Regions from separate parts of the Homo sapiens genome. Here region 2 is linked to region 1. A link is a contact called in ENCODE Hi-C or POLR2A ChIA-PET data. All regions are on one chromosome and are shown on one strand. The core of a region is the stretch at or near the end of the contact, and the rest is flanking DNA. Distances in the headings are between cores, read along the strand shown. Region 1 overlaps HIRA (histone cell cycle regulator). Region 2 has its middle 72 kb from the start of SEPTIN5.

Region 1 (6,382 bases), core at 276-2,775:
TATGGTAGGCCTTTCCACTTGTGCACAAGTGCCTGGCTACCCTGCTGGCTGGCCCTGAACTGCAGGACAATGGGCAGGGAAGAAACACACTTCCTCACGGGATGGTGGGCTCCCATAGGTGCTGCTGCAGCTTCTGGGAGGCTGTGGGGCTGAGCGTCCCAGTGCAGCCTGAGACTGCTATGTGGGGAAGGAGAAGCTGTGTCTACCCTAGTGGTGGAGAGGGGGCTGAAGTCTGAACGATCTGGAACCCACATTAAGAATCTCGCCTCCACCTTAATTCCACTTCTAGAAAAAGCTGCCTTGTCCCTCCTCTCATAAATGTGCCTACAGACCCCTCAGAAATCTACAGGCCGTGTGACTGCCTAACCTGAGCATTCTAAGAAATATGGGCATCACAGTCAGTGATGTTTTGGTTGCAGCGCCACAAACAGGGCCTCTGGCTGGGAGGAAACAGGGAAGGTCCCCTGAACGGCAATCTGTGGTACTGTGGTTCAGGTTCCAGAATGGGTGTTAAGTGAATACTTGGCCTAAAAAAAAAAAAAAAAATCACAACGCACACAGTAATATATTTCTCTATACCAAACTAATAAATGCAGCCAGAGGATAACCTTCAAACCCAGAACTTCCAACTTGCTCTGCTTATAGGGACACTTTTTTACAAAATGAAAAAAAAAAAAAATTAATGTGTGTGCACTTTGCTTTATCAAACTTTAAATATATTGGCACCTTGATGCTCAGCACCAAGACTGCTCCCTGCACTGCATGCGGAGGTGTCTCTTACCACACAGTCAGGTCACAGCACACCAGCCCCTGGCAGTGAGAAACTTAACCCTTCAGGAGCCCTCACTTAGAAACCGCCACAGTTCTTACCCTTGGGTTCTCACTCGCCAACTACCATTGAGTATATCTGCTGAGAACCTGCTCTGTAGAGGGCACTGAGTTAGGAAGGTGAGGGGAACAATGAAACTGAAGACACATCGGGCTGGGTGTGGTGGCTCACACCTGTAATCCCAGTACTTTGGGAGGCCAAGGCGGGCGGATCACCTGAGGTCAGGAGTTTGTGACCAGCCTGGACAACATGGTGAAACCCCATCTTTACTAAAATTACAAAAAAATTAACCGGGTGTGGTGGCCTGTAATCCCAGCTATTCAGGAGGCTGAGGCAGGAGAATCTCGCTCGAACCCAGGAGGCAGAGGTTGCAGTGACTCAAGAAGCCAAGATTGCACCACTGCACTCCAGCCTGCTGGGCAATAGAGGGAGACTCTGTCTCAAAAAAAAAAAAAAAAAAAAAAAAAAGAAGCTGAAGACATCGCCTCATCTCAGGGGATCCAGCGAGTGAGGAGTACTAGGCTCACAACCTTACCCATCACAGCATCACCCAGGGGTGAAATGGACTAATAGAGGCGTCAGCTTTCTGTGTGTCTTTTTCTGTGGACATAAGCACTTATCTGTCTTGGTTGTATGCCTAGGAGTGGAAGTGCTCTAGGTCATATGCTTAGCTGTGGTAGAAACTGCCAGACAGTTTTCCCAAGTGCTCATGCCAGCGTAAACACCTGTCAGCAACACGTGTCAGCAATGTATCAGTTCCAGCTTATCATGTCCTTGCTGACACTTGGTACTATTTTTTTGTTTTTTTTTTTAATTTTAGAACTCTACTCATAGGTATGTACTCATAAATGAAAACGTACATCCACATAAAGACTTATACAAGAATGTTCATATCAGCTTTAGTCATAATATCTCAAAACTGGAACAATCTTAATGTCCATCAACAGGAGACTGTATAAACAAATTGTGGTGTATTCATACAGTGGAATGCTACACCGAAATTATAAGGAATAAAATACTGTTAAGTGCAGCAACATACACGAATCTCAAAAACACTGTGCCAAGCAAAAGAAATGAAGACACAAAGAAGCAAGTACCACACAATTGCATTTATATGAAGTTCAAGAGCAGGCAAAACTCATCAGTGTAACAGAGGCCATTAGAGTGGTTGCTTTGGTGGTGAGGGAGGTCTTGACTGGGGAGGGACAAAGGGACAAAAAGGAGTGCTCTAGGCAGTGATGACACTGGTGTGTAAACATGTATGACAACTCACCAAACTGTACCTTTCAGGTGAATACACTTTATATAAAGATTTTTCTTTTTCTTTTTTTTTTTTTTTTGAGACGGAGTCTCGCTCTGTTGCCCAGGCTGGAGTGCAGTGGCGCGGTCTCAGCTCACTGCAAGCTCTGCCTCCCAGGTTCACGCCATTCTCCGTCTCAGCCTCCCGAGTAGCTGGGACTACAGGCGCCCACCACCACGCCCAGCTAATTTTTTGTATTTTTAGTAGAGACGGGGTTTCACTGTGTTAGCCAGGATGGTCTCGAACTCCTGACCTTGTGATCCGCCCACCTCGGCCTCCTAAAGTGCTGGGATTACAGGCGTGAGCCACCGCGCCCAGCCATATAAAGATTTTTCTAATAGGAAGCAAGCCCAACATGCTGCTCATGGCATTGACCACTGAGGGTGCTGCCTGAGTCTGGACACAAGAGCTGGTCTAGGTGGGGGTCAAGGTGGCCTCTCCTGGCTGGGCACAGACCCAGTCTTCAGCACTTCCTTCTGGGAGAGCAGGAGAGCCTGTGAGCTTCCAAGGAGGGGCTGACCCCAGGTGCAGAATAGAAATACACTCTTAGCATCACCCAAAGCAGGTCTCTTTCCTCCACTTGCTACTTTACCAACCTACACCTCCCGTCCTGCAACAAAAGCTCAGGATAGCAGGCTCACCCAGACAGAAAGCGAGCGGTCCTTGCTGCCAACAGCACAGCAGCAGTACGGGCAGCTAGGCTTCGCAGAACTCCCATTCTTCTGCTTCTTTTTGAAGATTTTTGGGTTGAATTTCTAAAGCCAAATAACAGATGTTAAAAATAATTAATCAAGCATCAGGCATGTCCCCTGTGCCCAAGTCCCAGCCCACTGAAGGGAGTCTCCCACAGACATTCTCTGAGCCCAGGCACTGAGCATGCATTTCATCTTCCCGACCACCTATGAGGCATCTGGCTGATGATGGAAAGGAAGCTTAGGGAGGTCAGAAAGTATGTGCGGAGGCACCAAATGAGTAAGCTGGGAAATGCAGATTTGAAACTAGAGCTACCAAACTCTCCATTTCTGGAGCTTGCCAAGTAGAAGGGATGCGTAGCTACTGAAACTAGCCTTCTCAATTCCCTCTGGCCAGGCAGGGCCAGCCCTAGGACCTGCAGAAAAGCTGAGCCTGCAAGGGGGCTTCAGAAACAAAGACCTACTCACTCCCTATCTCCTAAGGGAGGCCAAGGGGATGGGCAGGAGGGGTGTGAATCTCTGAATTCCTTATTGCCTCACTGCATTTGTTGTTCAGTCATAACCGTCTAGCAGAGATCTGCTCAGTCAGAGAGTCATTTGTGATCTCCCTGGGCCAGTGACCATGGCAATATCACACAAAGGTGCTTGGTTGGCTGCTTAGTCCAGGGAACTACCCCGAGAGTAACTTGTCTTTGTTTCTGCAAAGGATGAAAGCACTCACTGAGCTCCCAGACACCCTCCTGGATTTAAAGGGGTGGGCGCTCTGGGAATCCCCAACCTAGGACAACTGAGGGCAGAAGAAGGAGGGTTCCTGAAAGCCTGGTGTCAGGTAGCCTAGAGATGTTTTAATTCCAGAGGGCAGGCAGGAATGGCCGGGGTGCACAGAGACTGGAGAAGATGGAACTCAGAGGCGTGTCCCTGGGCTTGCTGTCTCTAACACCAATGAGGCTGCAGGGCCTTAGGAGCTCTGTGAGCCATAGGCAGGCGTCGTGATCTCCCAGAGCTGCTAATAAAGTGGTTGTGAGGACTGCATGGGAGAATCACGTAGAGCACTAACCATGAAGCACTGATTTCCAAAGACTTTAGCAACAAAGCTCTGGTTCAAACAAAACCCTACATGAACTCCAAAACAAAAAAATTTAATAAGTAATATTTTATTCATATAAAATTTGTGTTTTAAGGTACAATATATGATACTTATTATCTTTTTTTATTTTTATTTTTGAGACGGAGTCTCGCTCTGTCGCCCAGGCTGGAGTACGGTGGCGCAATCTCAGCTCACTGCAACCTCCGCCTCCCGGGTTCAAGTGATTCTCTTGCCTCGGCCTCCTGAGTGGCTGGGATTACAGGCGCATGACACCATGCCCAGCTAATTTTTGTATTTTCAGTAGAGACGGGGTTTCATCATGTTGGTCAGGCTGGTCTTGACCTCCTGACCTCATGATCCGCCCACCACAGCCTCCCAAAGTGCTGGGATTACAGGCATGAGCCACCGTGTCCGGCCGATACTTATTATCTATTTAAACACGGGCAAAAGTGAGTCTATTTTCATCAGGGTCTTGGATGATCCTTCACTTTTATCAACCTTAGTCCACCAATCTGTTTATTTTATTTGGCTGCCCAGTGTTGAGAAAATCCTGGTTCTCACAGATTATTCGCAACTACTTAACAGCTTGCCTTGGGCTCTGTCAGGACACTATTTAATTAAAGTCATGGAGAAGCATAAGACGAGTGGCCAGACAACTCTCATGCCTAAGGACTGACAGCAGTTCACGCCTCTGAGCTCTTCACCTGCCGCAGCAAGATCTGGCAGCAGCTCCCAACTCAGTGATCCATGGCATGGCCTTGCACCTGTGGTTGATGCTGCCAGGTGTGGGGACAAGCACAGTGCTTGGTGGGTATACCAGAATTGTACCTGTATTCACTGGAGCCAGGTGAGGGTGGCACCGTGCTTGGGCACCCCAAGCATACCTGAGTGTGTAAAAGGCTGATGTGGAGCTACGATGTTCCTAACCCAAGACTGATTTTGGTGATGTTCACATGTAAAGTTTGCCAATAAATCAACCAAGTACATACTCTATTTTGTAAAATTAGCTTTTAAATATTTAAGTATAACTATTCAAAATAAACCAAGAATTAATATTTGCTGAATCTTGGAGCCCATCTCCCTTTAGTTCCCTGGGCACTCACCACGACAGTCACAGCTTTCCGGTGCCCAACAAAGTCCATGTTGGTCTTCCATCCCTCCCGTTCGATGATCTGGGCAGTGGGGCCTGAGTTGTTCATGGCATGGGCAGACACCAGGTAATGCCCATCAGGTGACCAGCTGAGCCGCAACACATGGGTCGTTCCTCCACACTGAAAGAAGCATCTGCACTTGAAAGGAGCTCAAGGCCACCTTTGTGACCAAAACTCTGGCCTCGAGGATAAAGTTAAACTTCAATTTATAAATGTGTGATGGTGGAGCATGCACCCCAAGCTTCTGGCTACACTGACAGCTTCTGTCTCACCAGATGGCCCAACCAAAAAGGGCTCTGTGAAATGAATTTGGAAACTGCAGCATCCTACACTCCCCCAGAGGAGCTGAACAAAGAAATATAGTACAGAAGTGTATGCCCTGAGGAGATCTGCAGGAAGGCTACCTGTTTGAACCATAGCCTCTGCATGGGCCAAATCTCTCTGGCCACTGACCCAATTCTTCTGTGTAGCACCTGTTAACCCACAGCATGGCATCTGCACAGCATCCTCAAGATATACTCTGGTGGAGAAAAAGCCCTTTTTAACCCAGGAGCCTGGCAGAAGCCTGTGTCTGTAATGTAGCTGATGACTGTGAGGCACCACCTACTCTCTTGAGCCTGTTGCCTCACCCAAAGGGTGGTGAGGATACCCGCAAGGGAGAAGAGGTTTGTAACATCCTTATAAACTATAAAAGGAACAGTAGAAAGGCACTGCTCCCCCAGTCTGGACTGGGGGCTGAGGCAGAGCATCCCTCCACATTATCCCTCCTGCAAAAAGAGATGACATGGGTCCAGAGCCAGCTCCTTGAAGCTCAAGGTGGGCCCAGGGCAGCTCTAAAGACTTAAGGGTTAAGATCATGACCTCACAGCTCTAGAGCAGGACATGACAAACCAGAGCCTGAGTATAGTGAAATCACCCACCTCAGCTCTCAGCCTAGGTGACAGAACCACCCCCTACCTGGAAGGATGGGCCCACCCAGTAGAGGCTGAAGAGTACTACCACCTCCTGCTGGTACTCAAGACACTCCTAAAGCCGTCCCTAGGAGTCCACCTCATGGGACCCCACTGCCTGGCAGTCAGAGCCCTGAGGAACTCCAGAAGGAGCAAAAGCTCCTTAGGGCAAGACTAAGTAAGGTAAAAACCAGTACTCATATACCTAGCCCAGGAGCTGGTGTTGTGCGGGAAGAACTGAACATATGACTATCACTTTACTTTTGCAGCCATCCTGACCAGTGGGCAAATGCGTGCTCTTCCTGCAAACCTTCCCTCATGTGTCCCTCGCTCTGTGAAGTCTTTCCTGATGCACTCACCTCTCCTGGGCTGT
Region 2 (5,963 bases), core at 2,913-5,412, 250 kb after region 1:
AGTGCCAACACGGGCTGCCCCGTCGGCCACAGCGCGGCCAAAGAGCCCAGAGAGCGTTAGTATCTGTAGCCAGGCCCCTGTTGCCACCCCAGCTCTCCCGTAACCTCACATGCATGGCGCTGCTCTACTTCACCTCAGAAAAAGGACACACATTTACGTTCCATTTTTTACTTCAAATAATTGTTTAGATTGTGGTAAAATACATATAACACAACATTGGCCATTTGAACCAATTGGGTGGCACTAAGCACATCCACAGATTGTGCCACCATCTCCACCATCCGTCTCCAGGACTTTTCAACCGTCTCCACCATCTGGCTCCAGGACTCTTCAGCTTCCCACCACAAACTATCCCCATGAAGCACTCATTCCCCATCCCCATTCTCCTCCCCTTGCCCCTGGCGCCTACCATTCTATTTCTGTCTCCGTGGATTTGACTCCTCTAGGGTACCTCATGTAAGTGGAACCATGCAGTATTTGTATTTGTCTTTCTGTGACTGGTTTATTTCACTGAGCATAATGACCTCAGAGTTCATCCCTGTTGTAACATGTGTCACAATTCCTTCTTTCTTTTTTTTTTTTTTTTTTTTTTTTTTGGCAAGGTCTCACTCTGTCACTCAAGCTGGAGTGCAATGGTAGGATCATGGCTCACTGCAGCTTCAAACTCCTGGGCTCAAGAGCTCCTCCTGCCTCAGTCTTCCCAGTAGCTGGGACTATAGGCATGCACCACCATGCGTGGCTAGCATTTTATTTTTGTTGAGAGAGGGTCTCGCTAGGTTGCAATTCTCCCATCTTAGCCTCCAAAGTGCTGGGATAACAGGTGTGAGCCACTGCACCCGACCCAGAATTTCCTCCTTTTGACGGCTGAGTGATGTTCCATTGTCCGCACACACACATTTTGTTTATCCTTTCATCCATTGATGGACACTTGTGTTGCCTCCACCTACTCGTAGCACCCTGGCTGTTATGAGTAGTGAGTGCACTATCTCTTGTGTGCAGTTGTCTCATGGAGACCTTGCTTTCCTGCCTGTGGCGTTAGTGCAGGTGGCAGGCAGGTCGGTGGGCAAGCAGGTGTGCCCTGTGGATGACGAGAAGCTTTTTCTGCTTAAAGCCCTGCATGGATCAAAAGTTGGAAAATATATTTGATTTTTACAATTTGTTCAAAATTAATCAAGCAAACACTGATTTTCATGTATTTTCTGAGATCTCTGCTATAAAACAGAAAACCACCACCCTCTTTCCAGGGAAGCATCTTCTTCCTGGCTCCCTCCTTCCCTTCGGGCCATGGCGGCATCCTCGGATCCTCCCTAGCCCATTCATATCACACGGCTTTTCCTCCTCTGCATCTCGATACCACTGGCTCCTTTGGGAGGTTCCTCTGAGCCACCCATGCGCGGGGTGGGTTGTCATGAAAAGTCACCAGTTCCACCTCCAGCCAGAAGTCCCACAAAAGCGAAGGGCACTGAAGACAAAACCACCCTTCCCTTCTCTAAAGGAGGAGGGGCGGTGCTTCAGAGGGTGTCCCCCAAACCCGTTCTTTAGAGCAGGGTCCCCAACCCCTGGGCTGCGGAGTGGTACAGGTCTGTGGCCTGTTAGGAACGGGCCTCAGAGCAGGAGGTGTGCGGTGGGCGAGTTTACCGCCGAGCTCCGCCCCCTGTCGGATCAGCTGGGCATTCCATGCTCATGGGAGGCAAACTCTATCGTGAACTGCGCATGTGAGGGATCCAGGTGGTGCGCTCCTTCCGGGAATCTAATGTCTGATGATCAGAGGTGGAACAATTTCACCCCGAAACTATCCCCCACCCAACCCCATCGGTGGAAAAATTGTCTTCCACGAAACCGGTCCCTGGTGCCAAGAAGGTTGGGGACTGCTACTTTAGAGCATGTCCTCGGAGTGGAGGTACCTGCTCTCCACGCAGTACAGCATCTGGCTGTGTGGTGGCTGCAGTCCAGTGGGTCTGAGAGGGGTGGAGGGGGAAGGTGGAGAAGGAGAGGAGGGAGGAGGGGAGGGAGGGAAAGGTGAGAGGGGAAGACGAAGGGAAGGAGAAGAGGTGGGGGAGGGGGCAGGGGGGCAGCATTGGCCAGGTAAGGGCGTGTCCACTGTGAGGCACCGTGGGATTCCTGGGCGAGGACTGTGAGACACTGGTGAGCGTGTGTGCAGGGCTCTTTCGGGCTTCCTCTGTTTTTAATGACATCAGAGTGCGTGCCATGCATGGGGCTGTCCTGGTGTTGGCACTGACCGCTTGGAGCCCAGCTGCTGCCCCCTTTCTCAGGCCACAGATGCGCCCAAGAGCAGGGTTTGTCCAGGCCCGCCTGGGCCCGCTCCACGCCATCCTGCAGTGCCCACGCAGCAGCGGTGCCAGGTCTTCCTTCAGCACCCATGCGTGGTTACCTGTGGCCGATGTGGCAGGCGTGTAGGGTGTGACTGCAGAACTGCATGGACCAAGCACCGTCTGCCTCCTAAGGGAGCAATGGGACCGAGGAAGTGGGCCCCATGTTGGCCTTGACCAGCTGTGCCCACCTCCTTTTGGGAACAGATGTGCCAAGAACAACCAGGCTAAGGAAACGTGGCTCGCACACCGGGAGCCCTGGGGAAAGACTACAACGATCCTTTTAATAATACTTTTTACTGACTGTAGTCATAGTGTAATAATTTCAGAAAATTCAGAAACCATAGAAAAGTATACAGAAGAAAATTAAAATTACCTGGTGCCCCCACCAAGCCACAGTGATCATTGTTCAAGCATTAACAAATTTTCCTGGATTTTGGTAAACAGATATAAGTGCATATTTTAAGTGGAAATATTCTATATTTAGTTTTGATCCTTGTTTTCATCCCTTTAAAAGGATTTTTCATATTATTCAATCATCTCCTAAAATACAGTTACCAGTAACTGCCTTCATTCCATTAGATGCTGAAATGGATTTAACTGTTCTCTGGTGGTTAGTCATATATTCTTGTTTCTTTCTTCTTTCCTGGTATACATAATATTGGGAACATCTTGGAACAAGATGGCTGTACTCAATTATTGAAATTCCTAAACGATAAATGACTGGAGGAGAATCCTGGATCAAGGAGGGGCTCCTGGAAGTGCTCTGGGCCCTGCTGGAGGCACAGGCCTTGGCCACAGGCCACCACACATACCCTTTGGAAAGAGACTTTGCCATTGTGATCGGCCAAAAATGAAACCTCACTTTATTTTATTGTGAGACAGTGTCTCATTATGTCACCCAGGCTGGACTGCAGGCTCACTGCAGCCTCGACCTCCTGGGCTCAAGAGATCCTCCCACCTCAGCCTCCCTAGTAGCTGGGACCACAGGTGGGCGCCACCATGCCAGGCTAATTTTGTATTTTTTGTAGAGATGGCATTTAGCCATGTTGGCCAGGCTGGTCTCAAACTCCTAGGCTCAAGGGATTCGCTCATCTTGGCCTCCCAAAGTGCTGGGATTACAGGTGTGAGCCACCACGCCCAGCCTTTTTCACTTAATTTTGAAGCTTGGAGATAAGTTTTATATAGGCCCATATACGGCTGCCTGAAACCTCACTTTAAAACTAGGTATATTTGTTTGCTGCCTGCTGAGGCTGAGTGCTCATTGCCTGTTGCTTGGCTATTTGTAATTGTCTTTTGTGAATTGCTTTTTCTTATCATTTGCCCATTTTTGTACTGGAATGTTTACCTCTTCCTGGCTGATGTGCAAAAGCTCTTCAATTCCCTTGTCATATGCCTTCCAGCATGTTATCATGGCCTTTGCACGTCTATGGGTTTCCATGGCCAGACCTCTGGCTTCTTATCTTCACGGCATCACCTTTGCTCCTATGCTTAGACGATGCTTGCACATTTGAGGGAAAGGGAGCATTTTCCTGTTTTTCCCCTGTATTTGGTTTATTACATTTGGCTCTTAAATCCGGTGGTTCCCAGTTAGGGGTATGCATCAGATTTCCCAGGAGGGCTTTTCTAACCATAAGTGCCTGCCTCAGTCCATCCAGATCTTCCCATCAGCCCCCAGGGTGGGGCGGGTGATGGCGGGTGGGGGTACAGCCTTGTTTTGGAAAAAGTGCCATAGATGGTGCAGATGCAAGCCTCTGATTATGGGCTTCTTCCTTCTGCCACATGTGTGATGTAAGATAAGGATGCTATTTTTATTGGCTTATATTTTAAGAATAGCTGATTGCACAAGTATATTTATTGTGCAAACGTGCCTTCTTTCCCCACTCAGTGACATTATATCTAAACCAAATTCTCAATTATAACACGGGAACGTTTCCCTTTAGCCTGCGAAGATCCAGTGTCTCGGTTATGGTGTTTCTGGTTCCCCGGCCACTTGGAAGACACCTGGAGCTCTGTGATCTTGGTGGGGACCTCAATGTCAGCCGGGACCTCAATGTCAGCAGACCCTGTGTCCCCAGTGTGGCTGGGCTTTGCTAGACCTGTGGAGCAATAGCTAGTCAGGCTTGTGGCCCCAATCCAGCCAGCATCACACACTGTCCAGCCTCCCTCTGACATCAGCATAGGTCTAATGTCAGCATAGGCCCTCTGCCGCAGGGCTGTGCCCAAGGACACTCTCCTGCTCTGGGTCCTAAGGGAGGGAGGATCTCAGGAGAGGCCTCTCCTCATCCCTGGCAGATCTCTCAAAATGGCCTGCAGCCGGGATTCCAGACACCTGAGCTGGTGTGAGCCCACTCCCCACCGCTGGCTCTCAGGCTGGAGTGGGGCCAGGATGTCACTGAGCTCCTCAGAGTTTGCAGACCATTTGCCCCTCAGCTGGACCCCTGGCCCACCAGGGACTTGAGCAAAGCTGTTCCATCAACGCAGGGGAGGTGAGACCACATCTAATCAGGGGTCTGATGTACACACAGCACCATCACCATCTCAGAAAGGTTCATCACCCAAGCACAAAGAAGCTGGACTTGGACATCTGACAGCAAAGCATGACCCATTTTATGTGAGGCAACGAGTCTGAAAGCAGGTAACCGGGACACCCAAAAGCTGAAAGCACAGAGGGGTTGGCGAGGAGTGCCTGGACCTCTCCCTCCCCAGGGGTGTCTTCCTGTCAGAGTTATGCATGCTCTTGCCAGAGAGGGCAAGCTTGACAGCCAACTGCCGCTTGATCAGCCTGCCCCTCCTGCCTCACCTCCTGTGCCTCAGCACGTGGCCATGTCCCCATGCCCCCCCAAATCTCGCACCCTCTCCACCGCACAGAGCTCTGTCTTAGGTCCCCAAGGGCCACATGGGCAGCCTGAGTCCTTCCCTTACTTCGCAGGTTTTTCCACAGCACTGGTGTTGATTGCTCCCTCCCTTAGGGAGCTCTCTCCTGACTCTAAGCTCTCCTCTCGAGCTCCTGCCTCTCGCTCCCTGGCTGGGCACCTCCCTTTCCTCTCTGAGATGATGCCCTCCAGGGCTCTTTCTCTGCAGCTTTCCTCACTCAAAGTGTTTTCATTCTTTCCCAGGGCCTTGCCTCTCTTTTTATATGGGGGCCCCAGAACTTGTTTGGAGCCACAGACCTGTTGTCCCCGCTGCTCTAGGGGCCTCTGCAATTGGGCACACATAGATCTTTCCCAGTTTACTCCCACCCCAGTGAGCGGTCCCACAGCCTCCTGCTGCCTTCACAGGCATCTGGGGGCACACACATTCATGTGGTCTGACGGCATCTCACCTTGCACTTCTTCCTGCTCGCCTGTTGGAGGTGCCACAGAGGCCCCTCCATGCCACGACCTGTGGCTGAGTAGGTTTCCACACTTACTTTTTTTTTTTTTTACAGTTTTATTCAGGTATTATTTACTTAACTCCAAATACACCCATTGTATTGAGTTTCAGTAAATTTATAGAGTCGTGCCACTATCCCCTCAGTCCAGTTTTAGAACATTTCTATCACCCAAAAAACATTTTCTTGTGCCTGTTTGCAATCCCCACTCTCTGCCCCACCCCTGGCTCAAAGCAGACCCCGATCTGCTTTCTACCTGT

The links. Hi-C counts contacts between places; a loop is a spot of excess contacts on that map. ChIA-PET counts read pairs that join two places held with the same protein, here RNA polymerase II (POLR2A). Pooled maps may share reads with other maps.
Region 2: a pooled map shows a loop between it and region 1 (1.9-fold over the local background). The contact joins two enhancer-like sites. A Hi-C loop is called at or near these places in 4 of 168 maps with a recorded cell type or tissue (CD4-positive, alpha-beta T cell, CD8-positive, alpha-beta T cell, GM13977 and 1 more), 1 of 37 single-sample maps with no recorded cell type and 13 of 50 pooled maps. POLR2A ChIA-PET finds 5 or more read pairs at or near these places in 1 of 52 experiments (activated CD4-positive, alpha-beta T cell).

What each region holds. Positions count from the first base shown.
Region 1 is chr22:19,389,331-19,395,712 of GRCh38, forward strand. It overlaps HIRA (histone cell cycle regulator), which reads right to left. Exons shown (of 25, transcript NM_003325.4): 8 at 5,012-5,179; 9 at 2,771-2,884. Among named protein-coding and RNA genes, the nearest start is that of HIRA, 39 kb to the right of the region's middle. Within about 2 kb of position 1,526, at least 2 of the 41 ENCODE cell types and tissues checked have a DNase peak (open chromatin) inside an H3K27ac peak, as active enhancers do.
Region 2 is chr22:19,639,914-19,645,876 of GRCh38, forward strand. No RefSeq gene overlaps it. Among named protein-coding and RNA genes, the nearest start is that of SEPTIN5, 72 kb to the right of the region's middle. Within about 2 kb of position 4,163, at least 2 of the 41 ENCODE cell types and tissues checked have a DNase peak (open chromatin) inside an H3K27ac peak, as active enhancers do.